Regions from separate parts of the Homo sapiens genome. Here region 2 is linked to region 1. Evidence: read pairs that join two places in POLR2A ChIA-PET (ENCODE). Cell type or tissue: HepG2. All regions are shown on one strand. Each heading gives the region's core, and the rest is flanking DNA. Links, peaks and the distances in the headings are about the cores only. Region 1 overlaps CCDC57 (coiled-coil domain containing 57). Region 2 holds the start of DUS1L (dihydrouridine synthase 1 like).

Region 1 (2,899 bases), core at 83-2,582:
CTTTTTTTTTTTTTTGAGATGGAGTCTCGCTGTGTCGCCAGGCTGGAGTGCAGTGGCGCAATCTCGGCTCACTGCAACCTCTGACTTCTTGGTTCAAGCGGTTCTCCTTCCTCAGCCTCCCGGGTAGCTGGGATTACAGGCACCCGCCACCATGCCTGGCTAATTTTTGTATTTTTAGTAGACGCGGGGTTTCACCTTGTTGGCCAGGATGGTCTTGATCTCTTGACCTCGTGATCCACCTGCCTCGGCCTCCCAAAGTGCTGGGATTACAGGTGTGAGCCACTGTGCCCAGCCCCAGGAGACCTTTTATATTTAAAATGATCTATGAGATGTCCTAGAAGTTCCCTGGAAAATCACAAAATTTTTTTCTTATAAAAAGAGAGGTATTTGAAATAATTAGGTACAAGGTGGGGTGTGGTGGCATGCGCTTGTGGTCCCAGCTACTTGGGAGGCTGAGGCAGGAGGATCTCTTTTTTTTTTTTTTTTTTTGAGACGGAGTCTCGCTCTGTTGCCCAGGCTAGAGTGCAGTGGTACAATCTCGGCTCACTGCAAGCTCCGCCTCCCGGGTTCACGCCACTCTCCTGCCTCAGCCTCCCGAGTAGCTGGGACTACAGGTGCCCACCACCACGCCTGGCTAATTTTTTGTATTTTTAGTAGAGACAGGGTTTCACCCTGTTAGCCAGGATGGTCTCGATCTCCTGACCTCGTGATCTACCTGCCTCAGCCTCCCAAAGTGCTGGGATTACAGGCATGAGCCACCGCACCTGGCTGAGACGGGAGGATCTCTTGAGCCAAGGAGGTCAAGGCTGCAGTGAGCTGTGATCACACCACTGCCCTCCAGCCTGCATGACAGAGGTCTCTATCGAAAAAAAAAAGTAAAAAGAAAAAAGATGTTAAGGAAATGATTAGGTTTCTTTGATGTGTTAGGATTGATGAGTGCCACGGGAAGACTGCCGAGTCGGAAGAGACGCATGGCCTGCCCCGGGTCGGAAGAGACGCGTGGCCTGCCCCGGGTCGGAAGAGACGCGTGGCCTGCCCCGGGCTGTGTGTGTCAGGTAACTTGTTCGTCTGAGGCACTGAGGAACTGTGTGCTGTGCTGCACGGAGACGTCCCGGGTGCCCACGGCGCTTCTCTTCATTAGAGTCCCGAAGCCATTTGCCAGATGCTGTCAGCCGGCAGCAGTCCAGAGCTAGCAGGCATAAACCCCGTCACTGCCGTTACGTTAACTTAGGTGTCACCTTACTTTAACGTGAGCTGTGCATCTCTGATGCCCAGAGTTTGTAGCAGGGCGACCGTCACTCACTCTGGGGCTGTGTTACTAGGCAGACGGCCACCGCCTGCCCCACACTTTTTGCCTCTCCACTGGATATTCTTGGTATAGTCATGGAATAGTCAGCTTCACACTTATCTGTAAATAATTTCCTCTGTAAAAATCATGCTCATCCAGTTTTAGAAATCAGATATTCTGTTTCTGGCATCTTTGAAAACAGCGTCAACGTCTTGGATTAACTTTGTCTAGAACTCTTTTTTGGACTCTGTTTCCAGATGTCTACAGGACAAGCAAATGTTCCTTCTCAGTTGCATTATTCTTGCTATGAACAGACCTTTCACTTTGAAAAGTGGCAGTGGTAAATTCACCATGGCCATGTGCAGTCTTTTGTCATCCACAGTTTTTTTATTTTTATTTTTTGAGACGAAGTCTCAAAGAAGACTCCTGACCCAGGCTGGAGTGCAGTGGTGGGATCTCGGCTCACTGCAACCTCCGCCTCCTGGGTTCAAGCAATTCTCGTGCCTCAGCCTTTCGAGTAGCTGGGATTACAGGTGCCCACCACCACACCCAGCTAATTTTTGTGTTTTTAGTAGAGATGGTGCTTTGCCATGTTGACCAGGCTGATCTGGAATTCCTGACCTCAGGTGATCCACCTCCCTCATTCTCCCAAAGTGCTGGGATTACAGGCGTAAGCCACCACGCCCAGCCCCATCCACGATTTTTGTGTTACTCTGATGCTCCCCAGAAAGCTCAGAGTGCTTCTTCATCTTGAACAGGGACTGTCTCAGAGCCTGGGAAAAGGACTGGGCAGGCACCATGGGCACAGGCTTCTGATGGCGGCATTTAGATGACACTGAGCCCATCCCAGGACTCAGTCTCTAGTCGAGAAGCAGATGGATTGTTGAGACCAAGAACCAAGATGGAGTGGAACAAGAACGGACCTCACAGGAGGGGATGAACCGATGGTGGAGGATGACAGCTTTTGTTAAGAATACGGCTGATGTTTTTTTAATGTTCTACTTTCTGGATATATAGAGAACTCTTCCTCTTTCCTCTGAAGCTATGTACAGTCCACACAAATTTTGTAGTCTCTGCTTTTGTGAATCAAAACAGAACATTTGTAAGTGATACCTTGTTTTTTTTGTTTGTTTTTTTTGAGACAGAGTCACGCTCTGTTGTCCAGGCTGGAGTGCAGCAGCGCAATCTCGGCTCACTGCAAGCTCCGCCTCCCCAGTTCACGCCATTCTCCTCCATCAGCCTCCCGAGTAGCTGGGACTACAGATGCCCGCCACCACGCCCAGCTAATTTTTTTGTATTCTTAGTAGAGACGGGGTTTCACCATGTTAGCCATGGTGGTCTCAATGTCCTGACCTCATGATCTGCCTGCCTCGGCCTCCCAAAGTGCTGGGATTACAGGCGTGAGCCACCACGCCTGACCAATTTTTGTATTTTTAGTAGAGATGGAGTTTCACCATGCTGGTCAGGCTGGTCTCAAACTCCTGACCTCAGCTGATCCATCGGCCTCAGCCTCCCAAAGTGCCGGGATTACAGGTGTGAGCCACCGTGCCCGGCCAGGGATATCTTACTCTCCCGGCCTGAGTCCTCCAGAATTCAGAAACTTGTTGAGTA
Region 2 (2,899 bases), core at 182-2,681, 74 kb before region 1:
TGGTTTTAAGGGGTGGGTGGTGCAGGACAGGCAACTTCACAGCCACCTCCTTCCAGCAGAGAGGCTGCTGTGGGCAGGAAGCCCCAGGGTGATGCTGAGAACTCCTGCCAACGCCTGTCCTCTCCTGAGCCCCAACCAAGTGGACAGTGCCCATGTGTCCCTCTTGAGGGTCTCTGGGGGTCCTTCACCATCCACCCAGCCAACTCACTCATTCTTTGGAGCAGGTCCCACTCGTCCTGCAGAAAGGCGCCATAGTGACCTGCAAGGAGCAAGCATGGCCTGGCTGGCACCTGTGTTAAGGCTGGTGGGGCCGAAGCCTTGCACCCCCTCTGCACCCTTTCCTGCATCCACGCAGGCCAGGAGCTGCCCTGTCAGGCGGGACACAGGTCCCCAGAACCAGCAGTGTCTCCAGTTGGGGCAGTGGGACAGTCAGAGCAGTGGTTTGTCGGCATCAGACTCAGGGGCTCTATTTGCCCAGCTGCCTAAGCTCAGAAGGTGCTGAATGGAACCCCCACCCTGCACGGTCTGGAACCAAGTAACACCTCCTCAGGGGCCCGGTGAGGTAGCAGGCTCAGCCCCACACACAGCAGTGCAAGGGGGTAATGGGGACCCTGTATCAGCAATCATGTTTATGCAGAGGGAGCTCCCTGAGGGAAGAGAGAGCCAGTAGGGCTCGGCCCCTAGCCCCCAAGGCCTGAGGACAGCCACCCTCCAGAGGCGGAGCACAGAGGACAGCTGGCTCCAGCCTGAGCCACTGTCACGACAGAGGCAGGGCCTGCCGTCCTCCAAGCTCACCACACCTGGGGCTGCACTGAGCTGGCTCTGGCCCCTGCCCCAGGTGCCCCCATGCTCCACATGGAGCTCACCTCTCTTGGCTATCATCTGTGGGCAGCCCAAGTTCAGGTCAATGGCGTCACAGTAATCCTGAGCCAGGAGAGCCGCCTGAACAAACACCTCCGGGTCATTGGCACAGAACTGGAGAAGATGCAGGAGTCAGCCACGGGCCCAGCCAGGCCCTAGTCCCTTGCTGCCCAGCCCTACGAGAGGTCCAGTGTGACCCCATGAGGGTGTGGGCCCAGGTTCACTGCAGGAGGGTGCTCTGTCCTGCGGAGGCTTACAATATGACAAAGCCGGGAGGAGTCCCCAAGCCACCCGGATTTACAGATTTTCTTCTGAACTGTGGCAGAAGCCACAATCACTGACTTCTGAAGAGCAGAGCCATCTCCACTGGTTCTGAAGAGGGAGTGTGAGTGTGAGAGGCAGCAATCCAGAGGCCCCAGCAGGGCTGCAAACCTCACAGCACCCAGGCTGCCTGAGCCACTCCTAGAGAATGGGGTTGGATTCTGGCAGGTGCACCTGGCAGCCCTGGCTCCACCACAGGAATCACTGCTGTGGCTACGTGGACTCTACATGCCTGGTGCCACCTTCTCCCTCTCCTCCTGGAATTGAGCTGTCTCTGGAAAGGCTGAAAGTGATGTCCCGCCACAGAGAGAAGGGTTTTTCCCCAGGCATTCCAGGACCGGGAACCCAACCGCGGCCGCGGCCACAGCCCCTCCTGCGCACCTGCACGATGAGGGGCCGGTCCTCGGGGCACACCTCGCAGTACAGGTTCTCCTTCCGGTAGTTGGCGTCGCGGACAAAGACCTGGGCATGCAGCATGGGCGTGTAGCAGAGCTGTGCCCCGTGGCGCCGGCTCAGCAGCCTCCAGGCCAGCTCGCTCTGGTCCACCATGGGGGCCACGACGTGGCGGGCCCCTCGCAGGGTGCGGCTCCAGAACTCGAAGCCCTGCAGCTTTGGCATCGTCTCCAGGCTGGGGGAAAGGCGCAGACCCGGGGTTCAGCCAGGCCCAACGAGGGGCTTAAGACTCAACTCAGAGGCAGCGGTCACCCTTCTAAGGCCGCTCCAGTACCACCGTTGGGTCACACGCGGGGGCACTAAAGGCGGGGGTCGGTGCAGGCTGGAGAACGGCCACTCCAGTGCCGCCACCTCCTAGCGGACCTCGGGGGAGCCGCTGGACCCCTGGGACTTGACCCTCCCTGGGGAGCGGGACTCGATGTCGGCCTGGTAGGGGACTGGCGTGAAGGGGGAAGAAACCTTGACGCCAGCGTCCCCGCGGGCCTGGCCCTGAGCAGGCCGCCCGGCGGTGAAGTTAGGACCCCCGGCCCCTTCCCGGGAGAATCGGCTCCGCGCCGGGCCAGGGGAAGGGCAGAGCTTCCTTCTCCGCACCCGGCCAGGCGGCCCGGCTGGCCCGAAACGCCACAGGGGCGCCCCTCGCGAGACTCCTCCGGAGCCACGCGGCGGGCAGCGTTTGCTGTGTGAAGTGACAGGAGCCCACACGCCTCCGCGTCCTCACCGCGCGAGGGCCCCGCCGTGTCCGCCGCGCGCCTTTGGCTCCGAGGGCGCCGGGTGCCGGTGTCCCGGGCCCGCCCCTCTCCGGCCTCGCCGCCGCCCGGGGCCCCTGCAGCTCCCGGGGCGCCGCGAACGCCCGCACCGCGCCGGGGCCGCCGCCGGGCCGCAGCCGGGCCCAAGGCTCCGCGCCGCCACCGGAAGGTGCCCGGTCCTGCGCGGTCCGGGCGGCCCACGGTGCGGCGGGAAACGCGTTCCCCGGAAACCGCGCCCGGCTCCGAGGGGACCGGCGACGAGAGGTCGCGGCGCGGGGTCGGAGGTCAGAGGCTGAGGTCACCACCGTACCCGTCAGGCCGTGGCTAGAGAGGGGTCGGGGCTCGCCGGGACTCACCGACAGCTCGCTGGAAACGAGGCATGTGGAAATTGGGCCTCGCTGAGGCGCACATAAGGCCCGGGCCGCGGGTAGACCGTGGGCGCTGAGGCCCTGCGCTGCCCAGCCCCCAAGTTCGCATTGGGGGCTTCATCCCGTTATATCCTAAAGCGGCCCCAGAGC

What was found. Peaks named below come from ENCODE experiments on the same cell type or tissue, not always from the same donor. Only the 100,000 strongest peaks of a DNase experiment are listed, where the experiment ranks them.
Region 2: POLR2A ChIA-PET joins it to region 1 with 10 read pairs; 13 of 35 experiments call an interaction of 5 or more read pairs at or near these places.

Annotation. Positions count from the first base shown.
Region 1 is chr17:82,137,678-82,140,576 of GRCh38, forward strand. All of the region lies in intron 15 of CCDC57 (coiled-coil domain containing 57), which reads right to left. Among named protein-coding and RNA genes, the nearest start is that of FASN, 41 kb to the left of the region's middle. In HepG2, for the core only: no CTCF peak of the experiment used is centred there; no DNase peak of the experiment used is centred there.
Region 2 is chr17:82,063,260-82,066,158 of GRCh38, forward strand. DUS1L (dihydrouridine synthase 1 like) reads right to left here and starts at 2,545. Exons shown (of 14, transcript NM_022156.5): 1 at 2,354-2,545; 2 at 1,564-1,810; 3 at 867-975; 4 at 209-259. The coding sequence starts at 1,800. RefSeq lists an enhancer at 1,185-1,913 and silencers at 2,137-2,186, 2,477-2,546, 2,557-2,616. In HepG2, for the core only: no CTCF peak of the experiment used is centred there; a DNase peak (open chromatin) is centred at 1,632; H3K4me3 peaks cover 1,605 bases.